Linked DNA regions of Homo sapiens: all the other regions are linked to region 6. Evidence: chromatin loops called from intact Hi-C (ENCODE). Cell type or tissue: HCT116. All regions are shown on one strand. Region 1 has its middle 130 kb from the start of SNX7. Region 2 overlaps FRRS1 (ferric chelate reductase 1). Region 3 overlaps CDC14A (cell division cycle 14A). Region 4 overlaps PALMD (palmdelphin). Region 5 overlaps LINC01708 (long intergenic non-protein coding RNA 1708). Region 6 has its middle 84 kb from the start of PLPPR4.

Region 1 (5,000 bases), 390 kb after region 6:
TTACCCTTAAAGAACTTTAACTCATGGCCCCATGCCTTGTTCAACCTGATCCACACAGGGCATTTTACTTTCTCTGCTCTCCACTCCCGTCCCATTTATTCCCAGAAACTTTTAATTGGAATACAGAGATTCCAGTAACTAGCTGTAGATGCTAGAAGTAGCAAATACATAAAATAAAATTTCTGTCTGTGATCACATCCCTTAAAAACAGATAAAAGGATCTTCACCAACTTTAGAGGATATGTTAGAGATGATGAGTCAACACTTATGGAATGTGACATAGCAAAACGAACCTTGTCGAGTTCAGTGTTGCTAACATTTTCACTTAATTTCCCCTTCATTTGTTATCCAGGATTAACTCTCAGCATCTCTATCACTAGACATATTAGTAGCCTATTTCTTATCAAAGCAGAGACAGCTCATCTAACTTCATAACAGAATATCTTGTACTCCATACCAGAGTCACATCTAGACATATGGATAAATTGGACTAGCTAGTAATTCCATGCACATCTAAACCACTATCTCCAAAATATCCATCCAACAATTATTTATTAAAATAGAGAGAAAGTGTCTTTTTATACTTCTTTCATTGTATTTAAGATAACTAAGATAGTCACATGCACTGCATTTAATGTAATATTCTAACTTAATTTGGAATATTCTTTTCTTTTGTAGTTTTCTTTATTCATAGTTTATATGCATGAATATAGAAGTACCTTATAAGAATATATTACAAAGTTCTGTTCAAAGTACCATTGAAAGCTCTTTTCTAGTGTCTTTTATGTCAGCAAAATGTTTTTACCTTCTCGGTAGTTCTTTCTCTCTTTTTAGTTTCTTTTGCAATATTCTAAATCAGAAAACATCTTGGCAGGTATATTAGAGCATTTAAAGTTTAGGGGTAAAATTTCCAGTTCTCACTAAACAGCACTATCACATGCATTTTTCAATTTCAGCTCTAACTGCTGACTTCAGGCAGCTGTCAACTGGCTGTTCTCAGAGTGATTGTCACCTGTTGGAAAAATTCTCAACAGAGATCCATCACAGGTGGCAAGGAATGCTTTGTTTTGTTTTAATTTTCACTCCAAAGTGCACTTCAATTTGGCAGAAGCCAAACTATGAAAGAGGCCAGCTACAAAAGGAATTACATGTAGAAACCTGAATTAAATGGCACCATGTCTTCAAGGGCTGTAGTTGTTTTAGAGTCCCTTATACGTTGATACACCAAATGTCTTCCTACTTGGCCCTGACCATCGGCTCCTTGCCCTTTTCCAACCATAATGGTCCACGGATTTCCATCCTAGCCTGACAGCCCCCTAATGTTTGACTTTCTTGAGAATCTAAACAATGTATTCAGTTCTTGTTTACTGTTCCCATCAGCAATGAAAATACCAAAGCATCAGTGATCAATACAACTGGCACCAGCTTATATTTCCTTACTTAATGGCTGGTAGATTTTGAGGTTGGATCTAGTGGCATGGAAAGTAATGGAAATAAAAATGGACAAAGGAGAAAACATCTATCCCAAAGGAAGGAAGAGAAAGGATTAAATTAAGAAGCCAGGTGAAAATTTATGTGAACCCCTTGGCCCCTCAACCCCCATCTTCCTCAGCAATCTGGCTCATTTTTTGAGTGCCTACCATGTGCCAGGCACTGTGCTTTACCCAAATAAGAGTATTTTAAAATGCAATGCTATAAATTAGATATTATTAGTCCCTTTTTAAGGATGAGGAAACTAATGTTGAGAGGTTCTTTCTCACAATATCACATTTAACAGGTCTTCAAATCCAGGCATGTTAGCTAAAATGTGAGACATCTAAGAATAAGAAAATGAACACTGTATATTCTGATCCAACAGTCTGTAATCTTAAAGTGACCGAGGTAGAGATGATCAGAATCAAAGTTGTAATTAGTTCAGGGGAAATGGGAAGACCTACTTGTCTTATAAAAAAATTTTCTATAGCCAATGATGTCTGAAATTTTGAAGTAAAGTATAATAGAGAGAACAGAAGATTTTTTTTAAGTAAATAAAGTATTGGGAGTAAGGAATAATAATACTAGAAAACATTTATTGAGTACTACCATGCACGAGATACTATTGAAAACATAGTTCCAAGAGTCATTTCATTGTAATCCTAACAACTACGTAACTAAGTTATTATTGTTTTATTCATATAAAGATTACGAAAACTGAGATCTAACAAGATTAAATAACCTTCCCAAGGTCACAGAGTTACTAAGTGTCCAAACCAGGACTCCAACTCAGAACTGTATGCCTCTAGAATCTGTGCTTCAAAGTACTAGGCTAAACTACATCTGTAAGGGAACTGATGATCCTAGCATAGGTGATCAAGTCATCATCTACCTTAGCTGGAATCCAAGCTCTACAGAAGAGGATTCCCCAAGATAAAGTGAACACCTAAGCATCAGATCACTATATATATATATAAATTTAATGAGGCAGTACTAACAGTGTAGCTAAGTTCTTTACCTGGATTATCTTATTTCTTGCTCACAACAACCTAAGGGATAGGTACTAATACTAACTTTGTTTCAAAGTTGAGGAAACTGAGACTTAGGAAAATTTGCTATTTTGCAGGACTTGAAACCTAGACCCTAGGAACCATCACTCTTAACCACTATATGCTCCTTCAAGTCATATCTTTATGGGCTGAGATCTAAATCCATCTTTTATAGTACTGACTCCGTAGTACCCTACTACAGTAAAATCTTTTGCTCTTACATCTGGACCAGTCTTGCCTGTTGAGTAGTGGATGGAGTAGCCTCCAGCTCCTCCTAGTGGCTAGAATGGCCACTAACATTTACTAAAGAGTTGAGTACTGTGAATCATTGCAAACCAGGAACCACCAGCTTACGGGTTTGTCCAAAGGCCTGACAGCCATTAAACACCTGCAATCAAATTTATCCCAAACCTCGGAGGCCTCATTAAATGTCTGACATCTGGTATGCACCAGGGTACTTTAGCAACTGGGGAAGAGCAACATGCAGATTAAAATGATAAAATTACCCCCAAATTAGTTCAGCAGATGTGGAGTGGAGACACCAGGAGTTTTGTTTTTCAGTTTCTTCCTTGCATTCCACAACAATAAATATCAATGCTTGTTATCTCAGCTAATTACACAGTTTTTCAGCAGTAAAGAAACTCCATTTTCCTTTCCTTTCTGACACATAGCATTTAGATGCATCCTCTCTAATGACCCGCTTCCTTGTCTTTTAAGAATGGAGTACTACTGCATCCAGCTAGTAATTCAAAACTGAAAGTTGCTCCATCCTTCAACACTTATTCTTTTTAGGGTTAATTTTTAAATCATACCCTAATTTACAGGAATTTACAGTCTTTAAAAAAGTAGCTATTTTCAGACCTGTTTACTAGACCACAATCTGAAACATCAGTCAAAAACAGCTTGAACTGACTGCATCCTTCTCTGGAACAGAACATCTAGCAGCAGAACATCCTATTGTAGCTGGCCCATCTACCCCATAATTAAGGTTGCATTGCAGCCCTGCTCCAAACTTATTTCTGCAGGAGAACAGCTAAGATCCGTTAGATAAGATGTCAGAATATGTGCTACTGGAATTGCATCCAATCTGTTGGTTAACATTACCAGAGCCAATTTAGTGTTGAATTTAAATCACGGAAATGTTGGTGATATGGCAACATATATTCACAAAAGCTTTAGTAAAGTCAATAATGACTGCCTTGCTCTCTGAGGCTCCACTTGAGAATCCTCTTCATAAGACCCGGTCAAAGCTCAGTGAGGGAAATATATTGCTGTTAAATTAAAAAAAAGACTTATGATGTTCATCAACTCAATATTGCACACTTAAAAGTCATAAAAACCAGCTTTTTGAATCACAGGGGATTTTTAACCATAAGTTCATTTTTTTGCAATTATTCATACAAACAGATGATGTAATGTGCATTTTAAAAACAAGAAATCAACTTTAGGAATTAAGTGGGTCAAGGATAAGAACAGTGTGACTCAAAGAACTCAATGCCTCCTTTCAGATTAAAGTGAGAAACTCTAAAAACGAGAACAATATCGGGGAAAATCTTGATTTTTTTTCTTTCTAAAGCAAGTTTCATGGAAACAAAAAAACAGCAAGTGTTTTCAGAGGCTGCTATGTTTATATTATATAACCATATCTTGCTAATATATCTTTATGTGTTTATCCTTCAAAAGTAAACGAATTAAACAGACCCAAGGAATTCCTCAAATCTAAAACCAAAGAATACAATAGGAGACTAACAAAGATTTGCAGAGAACCTACTATATGCAAAGCACTGTTTTGCTGTGAGCTGCATAGTGATATAGAAAATTTGGCACAAACTGTTTGTCCCCAATGTCTACTTTATAAAAAATTCTTTCCTCTAAAACGTGATCCCTTCTACTGTCCCTTAGCTGACAGCCTCATGCCATCACAAAGCCTTCCAGCCTTAAGATCTAGAGTCCATTTTTGAAGCAGCACAGTGCTACCAAGGAGAGGCAGATAAAACGGATGGACCCCATCTCAGCATGCTAGGCACACAACTCCCCCCTCCCCAGATTTTATGAAATCACCTCAGAAACCCTCACATATAATACTCAGATAAGTTAGTCTTTCCTTTTAGCTCCCTGTCTTGAGAAATGTTTTAAGAATCCAGCCCCATCCAAATGCTCTTTGTTTTCTCCCAAACACAGAACCTGTGAATGAGTGTGATTTTAAGTCAATAGAGACATACATAATTTATAAGAGGGTTTTTTTGAAAAAAATCATGCATTTCCAAACACAGTTGTTAAGGCTATAGCAAGTAATAAAAATGCAGAGAGCATCTTGCAGGAGAGACAGGCTTTGGGAACCCCCTACTGGCTTAGCCAGAGGAAAACGACCCCATTGGTTCACTTAGCAACAGCTGTGGGATCCAGATTACAAATTCCTCCCAAGGCAGTATGAATATGAGCTTGAAATATTCATCTCTCTTCCCAATACAAACTTGC
Region 2 (5,000 bases), 530 kb before region 6:
AAAAATTCTTTGTTGTCTAGTGTATATGTTGTAAACTTAGGAGAGCCTGGGGTGGCTTCAGGAGCTGAGTAGTACATATCTGTCCTGCTACTTTTGATCCTTGATAGGCTTATATATGTGGGGCTTTTGATGACCACTGAATTATGGCTTACTGTTTTTTTGTTTGTTTGTTTGTTTGTTTTGAGACAGAGTCTCACTCTGTCATTTAGGCTGGAGTGCAGTGGTGTGATCATAGCTCACTGCAGCCTTGAACTCCAGAGCTTAAGCCATCCACCTGATTCAGATTCCCATCTAGCTGGGATCACAGGGACGTGCTATCATACCCAGCTAAGTTTTTAAATTTTTTTAGAGACAGGGTCTCACTTTGTTGCCCAGGCTGATCTCAAACTCCTGGGCTCAAGTGATCTACCCGCCTCTTCCTTCCAAAGTGCTGGGATTGCAGGTGTGAGCCACCATGCTTGGCTGATGGCTTACTGTCTAAAATACATATATACTTAAAACCTGGATAGTTATCATATGTTAATTAGTTTGATTTAGCTATTTTATAATGTATGCATATATCAAAACATCATGTCATACACCATGAATATATACAATATTTTGTCAATCAAAAATAAAACCAAAGAGCTTAGATCGTTATGACTTTGAGGTGGTGTTTAATGACTAGAAGAAGGCATATTTTAAGTTATTTAACAAATGTGTGCTCTTGCCAGATTGTCCACATTTGTGAGAGGCTTAATTGTTCAGGAAGTCTGCAATAATTAGTAGTTTGGAGTGGGAGAATTTCTACCCTGGAAATTGGGGTGAACAGTACAAATCAGGTTTTTTTAAAAAATTTAATTTACCTGCATAACGCTGCCCTTAAAAACTTATGTTATTATTCTTGACAGTTGAAATATTGGATGATGACAGAATTCAGATCCTTCAGTCATTTACTGCAGTGGAAACAGAGGTAAGTCCTTTTCTTGTTCATTGACACAAACCTTAATGGTAATACTTTTTTTTTTCATATCTCAATTTTTCTTTCAGGGTCATGCTTTTAAAAAGGCAGTGTTGGCAATTTATGTCTGTGGGAATGTTACTTTTCTCATCATATTTTTATCTGCAATCAACCATCTATGAGCAAGCAAAGACCTTGGCTTTTGCAGGCCAAGTGATAATTATCATCAAACCAAAGAAACTTGAAGCCTGTCCTGACTGCCTGGAGCATATTTGTGAATTCTCACTTGGAAGACTGGGGTCATGTCTGTAGAGGAATTCTGAAGTCCAGCCTTTAGAGAACAACATTCAAGAGGGTCATATAGACTATAAATTAATGTCATGCCCTATATGTAATTCTGGGTCTTAAAGGAAAGATTGTACTTCAGGAGAAGTAACTCTCAAATATTTCATGCCAAGATTTTAAGAATGTTGGTATTTAAGAAAATAAATAGTGATTTGGAAAATCACAACAGATGTCACTAGGATAATAAAGAGATATATTACGATATATATATATATATATATATATATATATATATATATTTTTTTTTTTTTTTTTTTTTTTTTTTTTGAGACAGAGTCTTGCTCTGTCGCCCAGGCTGGAGTGCAGTGGTGCAATCTCGGCTCACTGCAAGCTCTGCCTCCTGGGTTCACACCATTCTCCTGCCTCAGCCTCCTGAGTAGCTGGGACTACAGGTGCCCGCCACCATGCCGGGCTAATTTTTTTTATATTTTTAGTAGAGACAGGGTTTCACCATTCACAGGATGGTCTCGATCTCCTGACCTTGTGATCTGCCTGCCTCAGCTTCCCAAAGTGCTGGGATTACAGGCGTGAGCCACCACGCCCAGCCTATGGTAAATATATTTTGAACTACAAAGGTGCTGTGGTACTTTAAAGAAAAACTATTTTTACTAGTTTATCTGAATGGTCTGTGGACTTTATTTAGAAACTGTTTTTCAGTTTAGTTTTTTGGACATATCCTTTGCTCAGTGTATTTTGTTACTTCTCTAGTAAAGGTAGAAGTGAAGCAGATGCCATTGTAGGTTTTACCAGCATTTAAATATATTATGAATTGCTTAGCAATGAAATGCAAGTATGCATCTTTTACTTAAAGATACTATTTATGTATTCAGCTACAGAGATGAAATAGCATTTTATGTGTTAATTGTTTTGGCTATAAAATTTAAGTCCTTACAGCATTTGGGGATTATACACTTGGATTTCAAAATTGATAAAACCCTTGTGAACATATCTAATAGATATTCTGTTTACTTGTAGAAATAATATAATGTGTCTGGTTCTGTTTTGTTAGACATTTTTTATGTTCTACTGAATCAGAATAGTCAGTGTTATATTCCTTATTTCAAGAATTCATCTATTTTATGGCTACATCTCATATGTGCTATGAGGACTTCTAGCCAGTGGGTGGCGCTGTAATACCGAAGTACTGCACTGCTTTGTTCCTGTTTCCTTGTGCTGATTCCTTTCTAGTATTTAGGTAACATTACCGGATGGCATTTCCCTTAAATTCCACCAACTCTTAATCTTTATTTTAAAAATGGCTACTTTTTTTGGGTGGTTGGGGTAAGGGTTAAAACCTTAAATTAGTAACCGCTGTTTATTTTCCAGTTTATTTGTTTTCTGTGATTATTTATAATAATTGATATTTGTTTTTACAAGTCCCCTGACCCTGTAATAATGAATGCAGCTATCTTAGGCAAAGCAAATAAATAAACTGGGCATTTTTAAAATAAAAAATTTAGGAAGTCATACTTTATTTCTTTAGGTATTCTTTCTGATTATGTTATAGTTTCTGCTTGGCCCGAGAACCTAATTTCTATATGGTGTGAATAATAGCCTCAGCTATGTAGCCTACATCTTTATTTTATTAATATTTTTCAAAAATTTTCTCATTATTTCTTTTTTATATTTTTATTTTTTGAATTTACTTAACCAACTTTCTACTAATAGCCTACATCTTTTACTGGGTAAAATAATGTGGAAGTTTAGTTTTTGTTCCTTTTATAGGTGTTTATCATAAGTGGCTTAGGGCTTAGATATGAACTTTCTGTGTTCATATTCTATATGTGCCATGCTACTTATAATCTAAATTTTCCTTTTGAAGGTCTTTATTAAAAAAATTTAGTATAGCAAATTAAGTGTGTACTAAAGTTATTTTCCTCCAGTTTTCTATACTAAGGAGCTTAAATGTTAATAAATTTCTCTTAAGTTATATTCTACATCTGACAAAGAAAAATTCTCTCTTTTTTTTTTTTGTGACAAAGTCTCACTCTGTTGTCTAGGCTGGAGTGCAGTGGTGCAATGTTGGCTCACTGCAGCCTCCACCTCCTGGGTTCAAGCGAGTCTTGTCTCAGTCTCCTGAATAGCTGGGACTACAGGTGTGCACCACCAGTCTCGGCTAATTTTTATATTTTTAGTAGAGACGGGGGTTTCACATTTTGGCCAGGCTGGTCCCAAACTCCTGGTCTAAAGTAATCCACCCGCCTCAGCCTCCCAAAGTGCTGGGATTACAGGCACGAGCCACTGTGCCCAGCTGAAAATTCTTTTAAGGGAAAGATGAGTCTTGATGTGTTTGGTCTTCAAATATGTGGGCTTGCTATATTTCGAGTGTTGAGGCTAAGATATTTTAACTTTTTCTTTTTCAGTGCTTCATATGTTGGCACTATTTTGGTCTTTGCCAACTTACATACAGAGTTCCCCGAATAAGCCTTTGCATTTAATCTTTTTTTTTTTTTTTTGAGACAGGGTCTTACTCTGTTGCCCAGGCTGGAGTGCAGTGGTGCGATCTTAGCCCACTGCAGCCTTGACCTCTTGGGCTTTAGTGATCCTCCCACTGCAGCCTCCAGAGTAGCTGGAACTACAGGCACCAACTCCGTGCACCACCACAGCCAGCTAATTAAAAAAAAATTTTTTTTTTTTTTTGGTAGAGAAGGGATCTCCCTTTGTTGCCCAGGCTGATCTCGAACTCCTGGGCTCAAGCAATCCCCTTGCCTCAGACTCCCAAAGTGTTGGGATTATAGGCATGAGCCATTGCACCTGGCCCCAAATAGACCAAATCTTTTGATTAGAACCAAATTATTCTTCTTCTGCTTATGGGTGGTTGGTATCCACAAATTGCAAATGCCTAGTCTTCACTCCTCTCAGTTTTTCTTTTTGTTTCTGTAATAAACACTCTGGGAAGTTTTTCAAAAGTTATTTCTTTTGATAGTAATTATTGTTAAATTAAATGCTTTTATATCTTTAGCAATGTTGCCAAAAACAATGAGCAAAATCATGTTTTCTTCTAAAGAAGTGATGCAATATGAAATAAAGATGTGTGTGCTTTTCAGAAAGAAATGAAAGAAATTCTAGAAAATTGTGGTTGGGCTGGCATTAATAGCTGAGGCAATAAAAAAATTCTCTGGTCTGCAGAAATCAATCTTAAGGGCAAAGGTAGTCTATAGTATGGGTTATCAAGTAAATGAATCAAATTCACTTTAGTACTTTATTTTTGTCAAGGATTTTGTCTCTAATGTGTGTTAAGCAATACCTCATCCCTTCCACATCCTGCACCAGTCCAGGCTGCAGTGGGAAAAGACAAATGCAGCAGATGCCAACTAGGAAGCTCTCAGGGCACATGTAGTGTTTGGCTGAAATTCTATTTATCTGTATATTCTCATGAGGCAGGGAAAAAAAGAACAAAGGTCCTTGTTTAAGATAATCCATTATAGGTTGGAATGAAAGGAAAGATTCTTCTAAGAGTCCTTTTTAAATCAGATTAGGATATTCACAGTTCCTATCCACATCCTGCTTCTTTCTTCCTTGTGCAGCCCCTACCAAGCTCATCTCTGCACCCAGGTCACAGATGGTTACCAGCCTGGAATGCCCTTCTCAGTGAAACGGGAAATGTTCCCTTGTCCCCCTTGCAGGGTGTGGAATGGGGATGTGGCTGGCTTCTTCAGTGCCCCACTGCTCAAATCTAGGGGAGCATACAGATGGGCAGGCTGTGGGGCTCCGA
Region 3 (5,000 bases), 1.3 Mb before region 6:
TAAGCACCACAGGAGGTTAAAAAGAAAACTTCTGTAAGTACTGAAAATACATCATTAAAGTTCAAAATCTCAACCTCTAGATTCGAATCCTGGGAGCATACTCTTCCCACTCCCAAGACAAAAGCATTCTTGAAGTAATCAAATGTGCATAACAGACCTAGAATGGTGACTTTATTCTCTCTTGAGCTTTATTCTCTACTTGACAAACAGTTTTCAACTACAGCTGAAGCTTTTTTGCCATATGTATAGTTTTAATTTGTAGTACAATGCTCCCCAGAAGCAATTATTATTAAGCACCTACTATGTACAAGTCACAATTGCGTATCATTTCAAATTCTCAAAACCATCTCTTAAGTATGGCTAATTCCATTTAACAGATTAAGAAACTAAAAGAGGGGGTGTTGGGAGGATATTGGTCAAAGAAAACAAAATTTCAGTTAGAAAGGAGTATGTCCCAGAGATCTATTGTACAACATAGTGACTATAATAACAATGTATTATATACTTTAAAGTCATTTAGAAAGTAAAATTTAAGTCTTCTCACCACAAAAAATGATAAATATGTGAATACTTAAGTAAGACTTGACTTAACCATTCTACGATGTATACATATTTCAAAAGTTGTTGTACACCATAAATATATAATTTTTATCAATTAAAATATAAATTTTTTTAGTTAAAAATAAACAATAACTTTTGTGGACACTTCCTTTTTTTGAGGGAGGAAGATGCTCCACCTTTAAATCCCCTTTTATTTTTGAGTGGCTCCACCATCATGTGAGTATTCCTGGGAGCTACACAGTCAGCTGGGTTACAGACCTAGCCTTAGCTAATCAGCCAAGGCAACCACTGGGGGCTTTGGCCTTTGCAGGCCTTGCAATGGCAGCTCCAAAAGTTCAGGGGACTAAGTTCCCAGCACACTGATGGCCACATCTGTAACCCATTCAGAATTCACTGAACCCTAACATACCAGCTGAGTGCAATTATCTCAGTTGGAACCCATTCATGATGGGAGGTTCCAGGGGTGGCGGCAGCCAGCAAAGTGAACCAGACTGTTTCCACGCTGTGTGCTTGGCTGTATTTCTTGCTGCCTTGGATCCCTGTTATGCTAGTCAGCTCTCAGCTCCAAGCCGACTCTTATGCTCTGTGACACTGGGGCTGGAGTCCATATACTACGCCCTACATTTCCCAGACTACCTTTCTATCTGGCTTCCTATTGGTTGTAAAAATGGGAGGCACTAAACCTCAACCTGAGGAGGAGGAAGGGAATTCTTCCTGTCCTCCTGGCAGCATCACTTCAGCAGCAGAAAACAGGAGCAGGTTCTGCTAACTCCACTTTTGTCCCTTTTGTCCCCCCAGCCTTAAAGGTACTAGCTGTTTTCTCCAACATATTCTGGTTTCTTCAGTGTTGCCTTTTTACTTTTTAGTCTTCTTTGAAATAAACTCCTTGTATTAAATGCTTTATGTTTGAAATGCCTAGTGTGGTTCCCATTTTCCCACTTGGGTCCTGTTCATCTTCTAAGCCTAGTTCTCCAGCCTTTTCTTAAAGTCTATGAGCTACCCAACATATTCCAAAAACTGCCTTTTACCAGAGTTGGACAGCCATAACTGGTACACTTGGCCAGGTCACACAAAGGATGAAGACAGAATTGGAAGGCAGGACCAATTAATCCACAGCTCAGATATGTGATTTTCACAGGCTATGTTGCTTTTGAGCAAACAGGTAAAACAGAGCTTATTTAAAATCTTCTGTGTAGAAACAATAACCTACACAAACATGGAGAAAACATGCTTTTCTAACTGCAAAAATCAAGTCTGTTTTCCTAGTTGGTTTACTTGCTCAAATTATTTCCCTGCAACAGATTTATAGCCTAAAGCAAAAAAAGAACTGTAGTTGGCATTAAGAAGTAACGGTTTTTCTATCATGTGAGGAATGGGGAGGAGAAGGGCTCATAAACACCTGGGCAGCCTGCCCTGGTGTGGCGGGCTGGTGAGAGCTTCTGCCTCTGGGTTGCTAGCATGCCTGGGACCTCCATGACAGCACCTGTCACACGTTGTGTTAGCAATTGGTTCAGTGCCTATCCCCTTCCTCCCTGCAACAAAGGCTGCAAGAATCTCTCTTTTCATATATGAATTTCCATCATGAGTAAATGGCAGCATAGCTAACATGCCTAAATAGACTATTAAGAGAAACGATGTATACATCTTTTGAGAAGAAAACACTGGACAGAAATTGTCCAAATATGGCAACAGGGCACTGAAATAATAATAACAACAATAATTGCACCTAACGTTTATCAAGCACTTACTATATGCTAGCCACTATGCTAAGTGCTTTATGTGGATTATCTCATTAAAACCTACAATTACTCAATTTCTGGTGCCTGGAAAAGCTGGCCCGTACACATACAGCTAGTAAGAGGTAGAGCCAGTATTTCAATCCTGGCAGTCAGATTCCAACACCCATGCTGGGGCTAATTTCAAGTAAGATTCAACTTGATTCTATCTGTTAAGACTCCAAATAAGAGAACATGATATGAACATGAGCGGTTAGAATTGGTGAGTAGGTTTTATAAAAATCCTTAAAACTGTTTAGAATAAATTATAACGAACAATGGAAATGTCCTATGACCTGTGAACAACTGTTTGTGGCTTTTACGGATGTACGTGAGTGCTTTTTGCGAGAGATTGGTTTTAGCAATGTGTATAATGTGCCGACCCAGAACTTATGGAGCCTTCATCCGACCCTTACTCCATCTGGCCACAAGATGGTGCGCTGGCATCACTGAACCACAACAAAGTCCTGGAGTTAAGCTGACCAAACACATGAACACGGTATCAGAGTCAAAAGAGATGTTTTTATTCATCTCTTCCCAGGCCCTCATTTTAAAGTTCGAAAACTGAAGAACAGCAGAGTCAAATGACTAGTTCACTCAGTCATTATTAAAAGTAAAAACTGCAAACTGAGCAGGCAAATGTAGAAAGACATAAAATCTGTTGATTAGGCCAGCTAATGATAAAAATGTAACCATAATACCTGCTATCTAATAAACGCCTATTATGTGTGCCCAATACTCTGCAAGGCACTTCACATAACATCTCTAATCCTCACTAGGTGCCTGCAGTGAGGATCATATTTCTCCCACTGTGATATATAGGAAAACTGATGCTCAGAGAAGCTGTGGAACTCACTGAAGTTCACGCAGCCAAAAAGGAATGGAGCCAGGCTTCAACCTGCCCAGGCTCTTTACTAAACGGGACACTGGGCTTCTCTCATTAAAGGAGCAGGCTGATGCCTCAAATGGTCGGGATTCTCAGTCTGAAGCTATCTTTCTCTCTCTCTCTCTCTCTGTGTGTGTGTGTGTGTGTGTGTGTGCGTGTGTGTGTGTGTTTAAATAGAAGTGAGAATGACAGTGACACTTAAGAGACATTTTTACAGAAAATCTGAAATCCAAAATATCTGTTTCATTCTGCTGTTATCCATCATTTATCAATTCAAAAATGTTTAACAAAAAAAAGTAGGGCTCTTCTCTTCCCCACTGTCAAAACAATGTGAATCAAAATGGCTAAAAGAAACTCCTAGTGTTCCCTATTGACACAAACACACACTTAAGGCTCTTATAATACATTCTGCCCAGATCCCAAGATTTTAGAGCTTCCTTTAGCTACCTCCTAGCAACAGCTACTTGATCACTTCTTTAAAACCTCAGCTTTTCTAACGAGCCTCTAAAATGACTTTCAGCCTCCTCAGAAAAACACAGGTTTCTCAATTCAAAAAAAAAAAAAAATTACCAAGACGTCACTGTAATTGGATCAGGTTTATTAATTCCATCACAAAATTATTTTCTCAACTTCAAAAAGCATTTACAAAGTTAAAGTACTTTACAAAAAAGTATAGTGAAGCTTCTAGTGAATATTAGATCTTAAAATGGAAATTCCAGTAAAATAGCAATATTTTACCAATGGCAGCCTTAAATGAAATTGTTCTAGGCATCATAAAAGCTGACAAAGGTGAGATAAATGTACTTTCAGATTTTTTTATGTCAATATGACAGGGCACAATACATGCATAGAATAAAATATGCATATAGAGCGATATCTTAAAGTGATTATTTCTTGATTATATGATGTTTTTAAAGAGTTTTACTCTTTATATTACTTAAATTTTCTAGAGTGAGCATGTACATCCTCTATAATAAAATTTAAAACAACACAAAATTCAGAATTAAACAGACCAATGTTTGAATCCACACGCCAACAATTACTGGCCTATGAACCTGGACAAGTTAGGTAATTCCTGTAAGCCTCCAGCTTCTCTTCTATAAAATAAATACCACCTGCTCCAGAGGGTTGTTCTGATCATTAAATAGATGATGTATATGCAAGAGGCTTAGCACCCTTCCTGGCAGGTAAGCGAATGGTGGCTATAATTTTTTCCCCATATTAAATATAGGACCAAAAATTGTTTTAAATATTTTTGACACTTATAACTTATTATACAAAATTGCGTATCCTTTTATCTAGTGATTCTATTTCTAACAATTTAGAGAAGAAACTACAGCTGCAAAAAGATGTATGAACATTTATGCCAACCACAGCAGTTTTTAAAAAGTGAAAAACTTCATCTGGTTAAATAGATGATGAAATTTAAAAAGGAAAAAAAGAGTAAGAATAAGAGATAAACAACTTAGATCTCATCCAAAAATAAATTAACAGGCTGGGCTCAGTGGCTTAAATCTGTAATCCTAGTGCTTTGGGAGGCAGGAGGATCACATGAGCCCAGCAGTTCAAGACCAGCCCGGGCAACATAGAGACCTCATCTCTACTAAAAATTAAAAAAAAAAAAAAAAACCAGCCAGGTGTGGTGGGCTGTGCCTTGTAGTCCCAGCTACTTGGGAGGCTGAGGCAGGAAGATCATTTGAGGACAGGAGTTCAAGGTTGCAATGAGCTATGATCACACCATTGCACTCCAGCTTGGGCAACAAAGCAAGAGCCTGTCT
Region 4 (5,000 bases), 510 kb before region 6:
CCTTTAAAGTCATCTGATGGCAGAGGTATTGAAGACAGAACTGTACTTTCTCCAGTCTTCAAGTCTTTTTCAACTTTAATTTCCATGGCATATAAAGCTGTTAAGAAACAAATTTGATCTTTGATTTAGTTAACTTTTCTTTTGTAAACTAACCTGCTTTCACTGTGTTTATTTTTATATTAAGTAGACCCTTCATGTTCTTGTATGTGAGATGTTGTCTATTTTTTAAATTTCTGATTTTACTCATTAATGATATCATGACCAACTGGAATAACACGGGTTTTTATGTAATGGTGTAGGGAATTGTACTGAAAAATGGAAAGGGTTGAAGAAGAGAAGTTGATTAGAGAAGATAAGCTGATGGTTCCAAATAGGAAAGAATTTCAATGGGGAACCGAAAAAGATATCCTCTTTCCTATTAATAAATTCAGCAAGATGGATATACTTTCTTTTGCATTTCTCAATGGGCAGAATCAATCTCTTCTTTAGTCAAGAAGAATATGTTGGACTGTGCATCACAGTGGGCAAAGTGCCTAGTACAGTATATTTTATAAAGTTACATCCTTGTTGTACAGGCCAGCAGCCTGGTGAAATTATAGAGGTGTGTTCTAAAGTTTTCACAGTGGAGAGGCTGTTTAAATGTAGAACTGGGATGGAAACGGGAGGGAGAAGGCTACAATCACACACTTCTCTTTCTGCCTTATGTTTCTTTTCATTTTCACTCCCATTTTCAAGTAGAGGAAGGGCTAAAAAGTACAGCAATATCAGCTGCACTGAGACAAATGGACTGGAGAGAACTGGGGAAGCTGAGATTTGCTTCATGACCTAAGTAAGATCCCTATGGCTGGAATTTCAATAGGAAAGGTAAAGCGAATAGAATTCTGTGCAAAATTACAGCTTGCTTTTGTTGTGTCCTCCCACCTTTCTTTCTGAACCCATTTTGTATTTCTTACCTCCTCTATAGCCTGGTGGTTCTTGGCCTTCCTTGACTACCCAAGAAAAACTGCAACACCCCTCATCTGCACTCTCCCTGTCCAGCTTCTCTGCTTTATTCTCTGTATTGCACTCCCTACCATGATATATTTAGTGAATACCTACTATGTGCCTAACTGAACCTGGCACACAGTATCTATTCTCTAAATATTTGTTGAATGAATAAATGACTACCATCTGCAAATAAAGAGTAGCTTTTCCTTCCACTGTAAAATTCAAAGTTTTCCTCTCTGCTCTAATGCAAACCTTCATTTTTCTAGAAGCTTTGAAGCATCAGTTTTATGTAACTCAATTTCCCATGGAGGTAAATAAGGCCTAAGCTTCCCAAAGGAATATTTTCATTTTCAAAAAAGATCTTTGTAACCCCCAAAGAGGTTCTATTGGATGGAATATGTCAGGAGAAATATTTTTGACCAGGGAATCTATGCTTTTAAGAGCTTCTTGTCTCCTTTGGGTCTCTATCTTCCTTATCCCTGTCTGGTTTGTTAGGGAATAAAATGCATGGAATAAATGCTATTATTATACCCTCATTATCCTCACCTATGCGGTGACTCACATAACTCACAGAACTTTGTAAAGTGAACCATTGCTTAACCTGGAAGAATAATATGTCATAGCAAGTTGTGAATATTTGACACTGTAAAATCTGAAATTAAGAACATGCCCTTCAACACAGATTTCTCATATACCTTTCCTATTTTGTTCATCATCTTCTTTTTCTTCATTTATCTCCTTCCTTAACCTAGAAGGTATGTAGGACTTTGGAAGGTCAGGGATATTAGCATAGATGTCCTCAATTGACTCTGTAAAATTAATATGAATTCAAAATACATTTAGAATATATTTACAATGGGAACAATTTCAAATTACCAAAAAAACTTAGTTTAACATAAAATAAGTTATTCAAAAACATACCTTCTGCTCTTTCTTCTCTTTCCACTTTCACAGACTGTAAGAAAAAAGAATTCTCCATGATTAATACAGTTTAAAAAATAGAATCTAAATGTGGATATGCTTTGAAAAATTATATAGTATTTGTGGATTCATTTTGAGAGAGAATTACAGTTTTAAAATTGGTTAATGCTCACTCTTATAATGTCTTCTGTTGTCCGCTCAATTGACTTTAGTTTCTTTAAAATGGCCTCTTCCTTCGTTGAGATTTGCAGTTCAGCTTTTTCAAGATCTTGGATCTCTTTCTCAAGCCTGACAACAAAAAGGTATACTTTTTATTGCTTAACACAGTACAAATGCGGAGTTCTCAAATATGTCTTCCCCATATATAAAGTTTCCTTGGAATATGCATGTAAGTAGCCAGACACTTTCTAAGAATATAATGTCACACTTAGCATCACACTAAGCATGATACTTAATATATGGAAGATACCTAATGCCCGACTTTGAACGATTTTCAAGTTTTCTTTTTTTGACAAAGGAATATATTAGGTAAAGCATTTGACCTTTGCTCCATGTTCTTCATTGCAATTACTAATGTTATTTCCAAATAAAAGAGATTTTTAAAATACAGAGACATAAGTTTAAAGTTGTACCGAAAGGAATGGTACATTTGTAGTTATTATGTAGTTCATCAGGTTTTCATATCCAAGTCATCATATAAATTATTTGAAGAAAACATTATAATTATTAAACTGATTTAATAATCATAGTCATTTAGTACTTAAAATTCTTGCATATTCTACCATTGAAAATGACACTTTGATTTAATTTCAGTTTCCTAAGAGTTGGGCCATATTATAGTGAGGAGGGTGAAGAGATGCAGAAATGGACCAAATATAGTACAGTAGCTTCAACTGCTGCTGTTTATAGAGGCTACATTTTCTGGGCGGGGGGTAGGGCACACATGGCCTGACACAGCATAAGGAACTTACAGCAACAAAGAGACAGACATTTGAAACTAGACTGTTGCAAGCATTCTGAGCTGGTATCTTGGCCAGTGTACAGCTGCGTGTCAGATTCAAATGAACTCCAGGGGGCAGCATCGTGACCTCTCCTCTATAAAAACATAGAGACACTGGCAATCACGCAGAAGGCTGGCCCTTGGCAGCCACGTAACACACATGGTTTCTCAGCCAAATACACTAAGGCTCTAAAGTCAGCTGCCTCAGAGGATGGCTGATTAGATTCAGCAGCTGGTCCAGGAGGTGACAGCTGTGGATATTCGTGTCAGCTAAGAGAACTGTCAGTTTTCTTGGCTTCCTTCTTGAAGATGGTCATGGGCCTGGCAGCTCAAAAATGCTGCACTATTGTCACACCAGTAAAAGCCCAAGATGTGGTCAGCTTGACAGCTCTCTTGCTCATTGCTTCAGTTTCAAAGTTCTTACTTTGCTGCTGCCTCTGGCCATTGGTAGATTGCCGTTTATAACTGAGGAGGTTTTCTTGTATGCCACAGACCTCTAAGTGAAATGGAGTAGCCCCTGGTTTCTTAGAAGTGACTGAACTGTGACTGCCATTTTATTAAAATTCCTCCACATCCATGGCAGCACTTTTACCCTTCAGCAGAGCTGTGGGGATATATGTTGGTCCAATTTGGTAAAGGGGAAAGCTCTGCACTAAAAGTGATAAATCTGGATTCAATTCTGTCTCTGCTACTCATTTCTTGTGAAAGCCAGTTCCCCTAACCTCTCTGAAACTCTGTTTTGTAATGTGTGTAATGAGCATAATTACAGATTACGCTCATTACCATATACAGACAGATATGTGGTGACACTAAGAGATGATGTATATGAAAGTACATTGAATATGGTTGATATCAGATGTAAATATGTTATGATATAATTTTTAAAAGTTTTCTGCAACATACTGTATGTCTTTCTTTTTTCATCCCCTGTCCCACAGGGTGCTTACCTAATTTGCCTGTTAGAGACAGTCTACAAAGGAAAGCCTTTTGGTAGAAAACAAGAAGGTTCAAATCATTGCTTCAAGCAGCTCTTGCACATCAGGGCCTAGCTGTGGAATCAGGTGGACCTGGGTTTGAAACCTGGTTCATCTGCCAGCTTCCTGTGTGACCTTAGACAAGTCACCTGACCTCACTAAGACTCAGTGTTGGGCTGAGAGAAGTGGCTCATGCCTATAATCCAGCACTTTGGGAAGCTGAGGCAGGAAGATTGCTTGAGCCTAGGAGTTAGAGATGAGCCTGGACAACATAGTGAGACCTCAGTCTCTACAAATATTAAAAAAAATTAGCTGAGCATACACCTGTGGTCTCAGCTACATGGGAGGCTGAGGTGGGAGGATTGTTTGAGCCCGAGTGGTCGAGCTTGCAGTGAGCCATGATCATACCATTGCACTCCAGCCTGGGCAACAGAGTGAGATCTGGGCTAACAAACAAACAAACAAACAATAAAACTCATTGTCTTTATTCATTCATTCTTTTAAAAATATTTACTTAGCATCTACTTTGAACCAGGCACTCTTCTATGTGCTGGGGATCTTACAGTGACCAAAACAAAGTCCCTGAGCTCAAGGAGTTTATGTTCTAGTGGGAGACAATACAGGGGCTGGCAACCTTTTTCTATAAGGGGCCGGATGCCAAATATTTTAGGTTTTGCAGTCCACATATGCTTTCTGTTTCTTATTCATCTTTTTTCCCCTTTTTCTTTTACAGCCTTTTAATAATATAAAAACCATTTTTAGCTTGTGTCTGTACAAAATCAGGCCAGGGCTAGATTTGGTCCTGGGCCATAGTTTGTCAATCCCTGCATTAATAAATGTGTAATACAAATATGTATATATTGCAGATGTATGTACATACATATATATACACATAAACACATTTATTTATGAAGAAAAAATATTTTTGATGAGAAAAGCAGGATAGGGGCTGTAAACAGCAAGATAAAGAATATAGAGAAAGCCTGAGGAGGGGGCACTATTTCACACAGTGTGGTGAGGGAAGTTTCTCTGATAAAGTGTCATTTGAGCAGAGACATGAAGGAAGTGAGAGCGGGAAACATGAGGGTTTCAAAGGGAGTGTGCTCCAGAGAGATGGA
Region 5 (5,000 bases), 300 kb before region 6:
AGATTAAAAATACTGTAAATGAAAACAGATGAATGCTAAAAGGTTGGCTCAATAAAAAATGAAATTTTAAAAGGAATAAAAATCAGTATAAATGAGTAATTTCTACATGAAACTTAAAATTTTACTTATGACATATGTACTGTTTTATATTCAGTCATCAAATCAAAATATTTCTCTTAAAATTTATAAGATTATTTTTATTAAGTCACTATGTTTGATGGGTTGGTTTTCAGGAAATAAGCCATGTGGTGAACTGATTTTTAGTGATTTTTCGCTGCTTATTTGCCACCAGCAAATTTCCCAAACTTCCAACTTCTCCAGTTTCCATAATTTCTTCTGTGAAATTGAAGTTTCTCTTCCCCCTGAGATGATCAGCTGTCTTCTTAAGTGATAGCCATTTATTCTTTTTTAACCAAGGTTTCTTAAGCTGCTCTGACTTGACGTTTTCTTCTTTCCTCGACCTGGCCCATACCTGCTTTTAGGTGTCTCAGAAATTCTTCAAATTCAGTGTTTCCAAGACTGAATGTAGGTATATTCTTCTCTTCTGGTCCCTGCTATCTGAACTCTCCAAACTTTAGTTCCTTTTAGCATTCTTTTTTTTTTTTTTTTTTTTTTTTTTTTTTTTTGAGACAGAGTCACGCTCTATTGCCCAGGCTGGAGTGCATTGGTATGATCTCAGTTCATTGCAACCTCTACCTCTGGGTTCAAGAGATTCTCCTGCCTCAGCCTCCAAGTAGCTGGGAGTACAGGCACCTGCCACCACGCCCAGCTAATTTTTCTATTTTTAGTAGATATGGGGTTTCACCATATTGGCCAGGCTGGTCTCAAACTCCTGACCTCAAATGATCCACCCATCTTGGCATCCCAAAGTTCTGGGATTACAGGCGTGAGCCATAGAATTCTCTATTTAGGATATGGCCACCATCCATCCAGTAGCATAAGCCAGAAACAAGGAATCAACCCGTCACTGGTTATTCTAGACGTTTTTCAAATGTCCATTCATTTCCATTACCCTGGTTCTAGTCCAAGTTTTGTTGAAACTCCTATAATAGTCTATTGTCTACATTATGGAATTGGGAACATTACATTTTTAAACTGCAAAGCTTAGAACAAAGGTTGTCACCTAGTAAGCATTCACTACATGTATGAACCAACATTGTATTAGTCTGTTTTCATGCTGCTGATAAAGACATACTGAAGACTGGGCAATTTACAAAGGAAAGAGGTTTAATAGAGAACTCACAGTTCCACGTGTTGGGGAAGCCTCACAATCATGGCAGAAGGGAATGAGGAGCAAGTCACATCTTACATGGATGGCAACAGGCAAAGAGAGAGAGCTTGTGTGGAAAGACTCCCATTTTTAAAACCATCAGATCTCGTGAGACCTAGTCACTATCACGAGAACAGCACAGGAAACACACACTCCTGTGATTCAATTATCTCCCACTGGGTACCTCCCACAACACGTGGGAATCATGGGAACTACAAGATGAAATTTGAGTGGGGACACAGAGCCAAACCATATCAGACATTTAATTAAAGTCGTATATTATTTGGTGTTCTCTTATCCTCATTTAAGATTTTATTTAAAAATATTTAAAATATATTTCTAAAATACAGACTATATTGCCCGACTCTTTGAAAGCTTTCAGTAGTTCCCTATTACTCCTAAAGACCTAAATTCATTATATGACCTAGATGGTTGTGCAAGCTTTGGCTTCTGAACACCTTTCCATGCTCCTGGGACACCTTTCTCCCTCTCTGGGCTCCAGGCACTGACTGTAAGGCCCTGGAATGTGCTCTGCCACTGTTTTGCCCAGAGCTTTGTTTGTATACCTTCTAGTGCACCCCTCCTCCTGCCTATCCCAGCACGCTGTGCCTCTTTTTCCCTCTTGCTTTTCTTCCTTGATTAAAAATAGACTTTATTTTTTAGAGCAGCTTTAGGTTCACAGCATAATTGAGCAGAAACTACAGACAATTCCCATATATTCACAGCCTCTCTCACTCTTTCCTTCATTTTAGCCTCCCACACTAGATCTATTTCTTTTATTAGCTCTAATAAATAAATATATTAATATTTAATATTATTAATAGAATAATAAATATATATAAGAGAACCATATTCTCTTCCTTCACACATTACCTTGAGATTGTAATTTTTTATTGTGATTATCTGTAGCTTGTCTTCTTTTCCTCATAAAGCATAGAATCCATGAGGTCAAGGACTGTACTGACTTTTTTTTCCCTGAGATCTAATCAAGTGCCCATCATATAGAAGGTCTTCAATACACATTCATCATTGTGGTTGAATAACATATGTCATATAATCCTACACAGTTTCTGGGTAAAACATATCTCTATATAATTACCACTACAACACTTTGAAGATCTAAAATAAAAATTAACCATAATTTTGCTGTTTGTTTCTGTCTCAGGCTAATTTAGCATTTCACATTTATAACTATTCTGGTCCAGTAGCTCCTAAAATTTAACCACAGATATTTTATTAAGTATACACATACTGATGGAAGTAAAATTATTCTGTTCTGTGTTAAATGTAATAATTTACTTCTATTTTTACTCTTTCTTATGTCTGTTTTCAAACCTGAAGTGTTTGATTTCCTTCTGCAAAAATTTGCTTATCTTACCTGAGAGGCACATACCACCACAAGGGGGCAGAGATAGACAAATATTCAGTTCTTTGGACTGCATTCTCTATCCTGAGACTATTCTTTGACAGAATACATTTGAGCCATTATTTTTTCCATGAGTCTCTTTTTTCATTTGCCTTTCAATTTGAAATCTATAAGTACTATTATCCTCTTCATACAGTGTATACCTTTTAAAAGATGAAGAGACCTCCACTATATAAATTGTAGGCATTATATAACTTAACTCTTTAGTACATTAAGTAATTTTAGTTATAAGAATGCTATGTTAGATGTTGCAGTAAATTGTTCACTGGTAATTTCATAGCTAGTTTCTACTGTCTTATCTTTAGCCTACACACACATACACACATGTACACACACATATACATAGATACGTTGGTGGGGGAAAAAAGAGATTTTATTTTATTTTTGCATAATCATTCAGGGAATATTTAGGCATTTATGTCATAGAAACTAGAAATTAAACATTTGGAAAGAACAGGATTTTTTAGTATAGTTTTATTATTCTATCCTTTGTGCACTAAATATATATTCATCTTTACTTTGAGTAAGAAAAACACATGCTGAGCTATATGTATCTATCTTAACATAGTTCTCATAAACAGCTTGGGTAGGACTTTATGTCAGCAATCTAATTACATAACTCACCTTGTTTTATTGGTTATTCTGAAATTTAGTTCTCTGTAAATATAGAGCCCATCCAATTTAGAGTTGAATTTTAAGAATGTTAACTTTAACGATAATGAGATAATTTATGTGTGAACAGATGCCTTGGTTAGAAGGAAGTTTAGAGGAGAAAGAGAGCTTTTTATTATAGAAAAACCAATAGCAGAAAGAATGTGACTTTGATTCAGATTGGGAATCACCAAAGATTGGTAACCACATGAGAATTTCACAGACAAATCATCTAAACTTGATGCCGGGCATTCAAGGTCATCCATAGTCTGGGCCCACACATCCTCGCTGGCCCTTTTCTCATATCTCTACCCATCCTGCATTCCATTCACCTGGACCACTTGCCTTTTGGGGAACAAGTCATACTTTTCCATGTTTCTATGTCTTGGCCCTTGCCTGCTTTCCTAATCTGGAATTACACCTCTCCACGTCACCTCCGAGTTTTCCCCCAGGTAATGCAAATAACTGAGCATATTTGTCATACTCTAATTTATTGAGCTCATGGAAAGATATTGCTAATAGACCACAATATTTTCTCCAGTCTCACTAAATGTAGCCTCAGTGTCCTTCTCAGTACAGCTTCTCAGAATAATTCAGATACCTATACCAATTAATTACTGATAGTTTATGAGATATTTGCCATCTTGCTGACTTAGCCCAAATTTGTGTCTAGATAAGTAAGACCAGGATTGGGTGGCTTTGGAGAATGTAATTTCAGCTTGAATATGAAGATGCTTGTAGAACAGTGTTCCTTCCTCTGAACATGGCTACAGAAGAACAAATCAGTTAGTCTGAAGGTAAGAAAATAAAACAACTTAAAATGTCATATAATTTTATTCATCTAAGTCCAACTGAGCTATTATATTAATCCCTAAGCACCATAGAAGAAGGGTCATGTTTATTTTGTTTATCGCCATATCCCCAGTATTTAGCCAAGGGTCTGGTATATATCAGGTACTCAATAATATTTGCTGATTGAATGAACTAATAGTGAATAATGGCAAATATTATATTTCATGCCACACCATCTTCTCCATTAAATGGGGTAGATTTGCACTCTAAGCTGGCGACTGCTCTGGAGAAAGGGTTCCCAGATAAGTAAAAGGGAAAGATTTTTTGAAGGTCAGTACATGACCTTTTGGAGGTACAACAGAAAGATACCAGCAGTAAAAGTTGGGAAACCTGTGAGTGCTTTGTCTACTCTGCTGCACTTCAAAGTATCAAAGAATCATATAATTTAAATAGTTTGGAACAAAGAGAGATTTATTCTGAGTCAATATGGATTCTATTAAATTGGACCTAAAGTATCAGACATTGGCACTATTCTGAGACCCAATCTTTGGGAAGATTTAGTTCACTCTTAAATTTTTGACGGGAAATATTTGAAAATCTTCCAAGGATATTGAATGTGATTTACATTTCTAAAGGTCGGTTAAGTCCCAGGTTAATTCCTCTTATACACTGGTTTCCTAAACTGAGAATAGAAGACTGAAAACTGAAAATTTTATTATTCATATGACCACAGGAAGTATGAACAATTTTTAGTTTAAAAACGTGAGTTGTAGAAGCAGATGGCCTCTGGACCATCTGTCTCATTTTAAAAAATTCAACTTTTATTTTAGATACAGGGGGTACATGTGCAGGTTTGTTATG
Region 6 (5,000 bases):
GTCTCAAAAGGTTGCATATCACATGATTCCATTTATATGAAATTCCCAGAAAGATAAAAGAAATGGACAGGAGATCAGTGGTTGCCAAAGATTAGGGGAATGGAGTGCTGTGATTATAAAGAAATGACACCAGGGAGTCTGAGGTGATAGAAGGAACTCTTTTCATATCCTGATAATGGTGGTAGTTATTTGAATCTATAAAAGTATCAAAATTCAAAGACCTGTACAAGAAAGTCTGTGACTATATGATAATTTAAAAAGCAAAATTAACATTTTTTAAATCCCATGCTTACAACTTACAAAGATCTGGATGAGTTTGTCAGGTTCTAGCTATAAGGAGCTTATACAATAACATTAGAGGTATTTTCTCTTGCTCGACCTTACAGTTAAAAATCTAACCAGGCCTCTATGTCTCCATGTGTTAAATCTATATGTTAAACATTGTTTGTGTAAGCTATATTTTCTTCCCTTTACCTGTGTTGGCTTCATTTTGAAAAGCTCTCCCTATAAGATGACAATAACTTCAGGTTTATGTTTGCCCTACAAGCAAAAAGAAATTATCTCTGGCCAGGTGTGGTGGCTCATGCCTGTAATCCCAGCACTTTGGGAGGCTGAGGCGGGTGGATCACCTGAGGTCAGGTGTTTGAGACCAACCTGGCCAACATGGTGAAACCTCGTCTCTCCTAAAAATAAAAAATAAAAAATAAATAAAAAATCAGCCGGGCGTGGTGGCACGCTTCTGTAGTCCCAGCTACTCGGGAGGCTGGGCTGAGGCAGGAGAATCACTTGAACCCGGGAGGCAGAGGTTGCAGTGAGCCGAGATTGCACCATTGCACTCCAGGCCAGGCAATAGAGCAAGATTCAGTAAAAAAAAAAAAAAAAAAAAAAAAAAAAAAAAAGAAAGAAAGAAAGAAAAGAAAAGAAAAAGAAAAAAAGAAATTATGTCTTTCTCAATAGCTTCAGAGTTCTCTGGGAGGAAACAATTTTCTTTGGCAAAGCTATGACCCATGCCCATTCCTCAATGTAACATTTGGCAAGGAGATAGAGCTTTCTCTTTGTCTAGGCATCCGTTTTATGTCCACTGTTGAGCCAGCCCCATTCATTTCCAGGCAAGAATGAAGTAAATGAGGTTGACCAAAGGCATGCTGGACAGACATAAAACATATGTCATCTCTCTTGGACTTAGTGCTGGGGAAGACACTTAACTTTTCTTTGTCTCAATTTGACCACGCAAAAAGGTAGTAGTAATCATACTTTCTTCAAGCAATGACAACATCTATCCACAAGTAAGCTGGATTGCAAACTGGCTGCTTTATTTCTCCCGGTCATCATCATAGGGTGTTAGAGATGGTTAAAATGAATGAAGCAACAGTGCCATAGTATCTACATTTCATGCCTATAAAAATCACAAGATGCTAGTAATGAAAGGGTTCATGAAGAGTCACCTGCCTCAGTCGTCTGATTTCAGGAAAAGTTATACTTGCACATTTCTAGGAAGAAGAAAAAAAATACATGTTTATGATTTTCATGGCATAGTATTCTATGATAACTCTTGGTAATGTTTTACCACCTTGATTCCATTCTTAGGAATCTCAGAAATGTCTTAAACTCAACTAGTCTTTCATGTTATTGCTTATATGAAATAACATGAAAACTCACATCCCATTTTTATATCTTTATTAATTTTTTAAAAAGGAAAAATATAGCTGGTCACTCTATTTTTAAATATCTTCATATATGGTACTTGAAAATGTTATTGTCATAAATTCCTCCACCAATCATTTGTTCTCCATACGCTAAACTCTTGATCCACTAAATTTTCTTTACAAGTTGCATTTTTTTAACACTTTGAATATATATATTTTAACTCTTCAAAATTTCTGAACAATCTCTTTCAGGGCAGCAGAAATCTGAGCTCTACCCATTTTTTCAGTAACAACTAAAAACTCCAGAAATGTCTTCAGAAGACGAAAGGAAGCATGTATCTGGAGAAAAGGTTATTCCAGGATTCTGAGGGAGTCCCAACACTTTCCAGACCATCTGGCTGAAATCTAATTGCTAATGAAATGAACAGATTTTTTTTTTATCCACAAGTATAGCCTGAAGGGGAATTAAGCCAGGATTTTCGAGAATGCCTGGCACAAAAGAGCTGTTGTCAAAGAAAGCTAAAAAGGATAGTGATAATGATAGTACATTAAACCATACAAAATATATATTTTCATTTGCTTTTGGAGAAGAGAGTTAGGGCTGCTTGTATAATGAATTATTATTACCCACTAAGTCAGCTGCACTAATTAGAATCAATTTAATTTCTCAAATCTATTATAAAAAATGAATACTAGCCAGGACTCAGATTTTTTTTTTCCTGAAAAAAACTGATACTGTAGCTTTAATTGTGCATGGAACTGAAAAGGTTGTCATGGAGATGGGAATCTGTGATAGGCCTGCTCCACTTCGCTGGCCTTGTTCTGAGCCTGAAGTGGAAGGTTCTATTGTTAGAGTAGGTTTTCAATTTCTTGCAATAAAACCTGTGTTTAGATTTTTTTCAGTGCAGTTTTGTTCCTGCTGCTATCTTTTGTTTCATGAAAACAGTGAGAGTGCTTATAATGACAATAATGAGACCATTTTAGAATATTCTATTTGTGATTGTTGGGGAGCACACAAAATGGTGTCCAACAAACTCTGATAGTCACTGCAGGCTCCTGCAATAGTTTGGAAACGTTTGCCACCTAGTGGCGGCAATTGAGAAATGCTGAGAGATAGTAAACATTGTTACCTTTTGGCTAGTAGGAAGCAGAAAGAAGAGTATAACTACCTCTATAAAGAGATTCTTCATTTCTTTTTTTCCTTAAGATATAGAACAATTCCGATTTCCCATCCTTATTTCGTTATTTAAAAAATAATATTTTAATGGTATTTGCTTATTTCATTTAAATATTGAAATTACGGACATAACATTGTTTATATCTTTCTATTATATTTTAACAATTATAAAATCTAAAGTAATATCCTGGCTTTTATTTCTGACTTTTTTGACTTCTCTTTTTTTCTTGACCTTGGGGTTTATAAATTGTGTTTTATTTTTGAAGGACCAACTTTTGGTCTTCTTTATTAATTTTATGTTTGTTTTCTCTTCATTGGGCTTCTGCCTGTGTCATCTTTTTCTTCAACTTTCGTTGGATTAATTTGCTTTTCTCATTGCTTCTTCAGATAGATATGTAGAGTGTTGATATTCAATATTCTTTTCTAACATATGCACATAAGCCTGCACATTTTACCTAAGCATAACTTTAGTTATGTATTTTGATATGTCAACCATGTTATCATTTATTTCCAAACATTTATTTCCAAACATTTTCTAATTTTCATTGTGATTACTTGTTTTCGCAACCGTGTTTTAACACCTATATACATGATAGCAATTATTAAGGTTTTTTTCTGTTTATCTTTTTGTTACTGCTTTCTAGTTTAATTCTACTTTCTGCAGAGAATAGAACCTCCTCTGAGATTTAAAATAAACAGATCCATCAAACAAATTATTATTTAATAGACTTCTGGCCACTATTTACACCTGGTGCTTCTCTTCATGCTGTTGCTTGGAATACCTTTAAGGATCAGCTAACATGTCAATTACCCAATAAAATATTGGCCAATTCCTTCTTTTGATATTTCCTTAATCACAATTAATTTCTCCTTCTATTGTGCTCCCACAGCCTTTTGTTCTTACTGCTATTACAATACCGCTTCCATTGCATTATATCTAGAGGTAAGCGTGTGTGTGCGTTTAGCCATCTTTTGCCAGATTAAGAATTTCCTTGAGAGAAAAATGCTTTATTACTTTTTTATTCCTCTGTACCTACATTACTAGCAGGGGTGTGGTAGGCTTCCCATAAATATTTACAAAATTAATGAATTGTCTGCCTTTTACTTTTCAGCCCCTCCTGAACCATTCTGCTTCCCGTTACCTTTATTCTTTTTATTCCTCCTCATTAGGATGGTGTCCCCTGCTACAGGGCCTTTGCAAATGGTTTCGTCTGCCTGGAATAACATTCTTTCCTTCCCTTTTTCACCTGGTTAACACGGACTCATCCTCTGGTTCTCAGTTCAGATATCTCCCTTTGAAGGAAGTTTTAACCCAGTCCCTGACCAGGAAATTCTCCTTATTATACACTTTCATTGTATAATATTGTTATTCTTAGTGTTCATAACATTTTTAAATTTTTCCACAAAAATAATTATAAAAGAGAAGTTATAAAATCAATCTGAAAAAAATTTAACCTTATTTAAAAAAAAACACAGACCAAAACTATTTGAAGGGAAAAATCCTCATTTGAATACTTGAGTTATTGCAAAAATAATCTCCCCTTAGCCTATATATACATTGAAAACACTCCGTTATGTCTCTTGGTGGAATTTTCACAGTCTGTCTTCAGTCAGTAAATGCACAAACAACCCTGAGCACATGTGTGGGTCATTATAGTGAAGAAAACACAGGCTTCAGATTCAGATCTGGTTTCCAATAGTATGGCTATTTCAAACCGTGAGATCTTGATCTTAGAATTTCGATTTCTTCATCTGTTAAATGGGTTTAACAAAAATCGTTTTATAGGACAGTTGGAAATATTAGCACACCCTTATTTTTTTTAAATCATCCTTGTTAATTCTTGCTAACCAAAATGTGCTAGGAAAGCAAAAATAAATAAGATATCGTCCTGGAACTCAAGTAGACTCGTGACGGAGTTCAATACATAAATCAATGATTATTACGATGAGAGATAACCCTGAGAGGTATGGATAATCCAGGACCGTGGACAGGTGGGCAGTGTGGTTAAGCAGGGATGGGTCCCCCAGTGCTGTCAGTGGGGGTAGGAATAAGCAGATGGTGTTGCCAATCTTCTCTTATATTAGAGGCATATTGGCTAATACATGTTCTAGCACACTGGTGGGGCAAAACCTTGTATCTTTCCAGACACTGGGCGCACGATTTAGGGCATATCTTT

Evidence for each region. Hi-C counts contacts between places; a loop is a spot of excess contacts. Peaks named below come from ENCODE experiments on the same cell type or tissue, not always from the same donor. Only the 100,000 strongest peaks of a DNase experiment are listed, where the experiment ranks them.
Region 1: a loop joins it to region 6, with 2.3 times the contacts of the local background. A loop is called at or near these places in 20 of 110 quality-filtered maps.
Region 2: a loop joins it to region 6, with 9 times the contacts of the local background. A loop is called at or near these places in 97 of 110 quality-filtered maps.
Region 3: a loop joins it to region 6, with 5 times the contacts of the local background. A loop is called at or near these places in 3 of 110 quality-filtered maps.
Region 4: it touches region 6 in a loop (4-fold over the local background); 15 of 110 quality-filtered maps call a loop at or near these places.
Region 5: it touches region 6 in a loop (10-fold over the local background); 80 of 110 quality-filtered maps call a loop at or near these places.

The regions. Positions count from the first base shown.
Region 1 is chr1:98,792,266-98,797,265 of GRCh38, reverse strand. No RefSeq gene overlaps it. Among named protein-coding and RNA genes, the nearest start is that of SNX7, 130 kb to the right of the region's middle. In HCT116, a CTCF peak has its summit at 2,801 (motif pointing left); a DNase peak (open chromatin) is centred at 2,785.
Region 2 is chr1:99,705,150-99,710,149 of GRCh38, reverse strand. It overlaps FRRS1 (ferric chelate reductase 1), which reads left to right. Exons shown (of 17, transcript NM_001361041.2): 16 at 891-952; 17 at 1,030-5,000. The coding sequence ends at 1,122. Among named protein-coding and RNA genes, the nearest start is that of FRRS1, 59 kb to the left of the region's middle. In HCT116, a CTCF peak has its summit at 2,400 (motif pointing right); a DNase peak (open chromatin) is centred at 2,409.
Region 3 is chr1:100,457,478-100,462,477 of GRCh38, reverse strand. The region is part of intron 8 of CDC14A (cell division cycle 14A); the gene reads right to left. Among named protein-coding and RNA genes, the nearest start is that of GPR88, 78 kb to the left of the region's middle. RefSeq lists an enhancer at 1-330. In HCT116, a CTCF peak has its summit at 2,767 (motif pointing right); a DNase peak (open chromatin) is centred at 2,777.
Region 4 is chr1:99,683,872-99,688,871 of GRCh38, reverse strand. PALMD (palmdelphin) reads right to left here. Exons shown (of 8, transcript NM_017734.5): 4 at 2,082-2,196; 5 at 1,909-1,942; 6 at 1,683-1,796; 7 at 1-97. Among named protein-coding and RNA genes, the nearest start is that of PALMD, 40 kb to the right of the region's middle. In HCT116, a CTCF peak has its summit at 2,966 (motif pointing right); a DNase peak (open chromatin) is centred at 2,981.
Region 5 is chr1:99,479,258-99,484,257 of GRCh38, reverse strand. It overlaps LINC01708 (long intergenic non-protein coding RNA 1708), which reads left to right. Exons shown (of 3, transcript NR_125951.2): 2 at 4,021-4,144. Among named protein-coding and RNA genes, the nearest start is that of LINC01708, 6.0 kb to the left of the region's middle. In HCT116, a CTCF peak has its summit at 2,677 (motif pointing right); a DNase peak (open chromatin) is centred at 2,687.
Region 6 is chr1:99,178,188-99,183,187 of GRCh38, reverse strand. No RefSeq gene overlaps it. Among named protein-coding and RNA genes, the nearest start is that of PLPPR4, 84 kb to the left of the region's middle. In HCT116, a CTCF peak has its summit at 2,728 (motif pointing left); a DNase peak (open chromatin) is centred at 2,707; H3K27ac peaks cover 343 bases.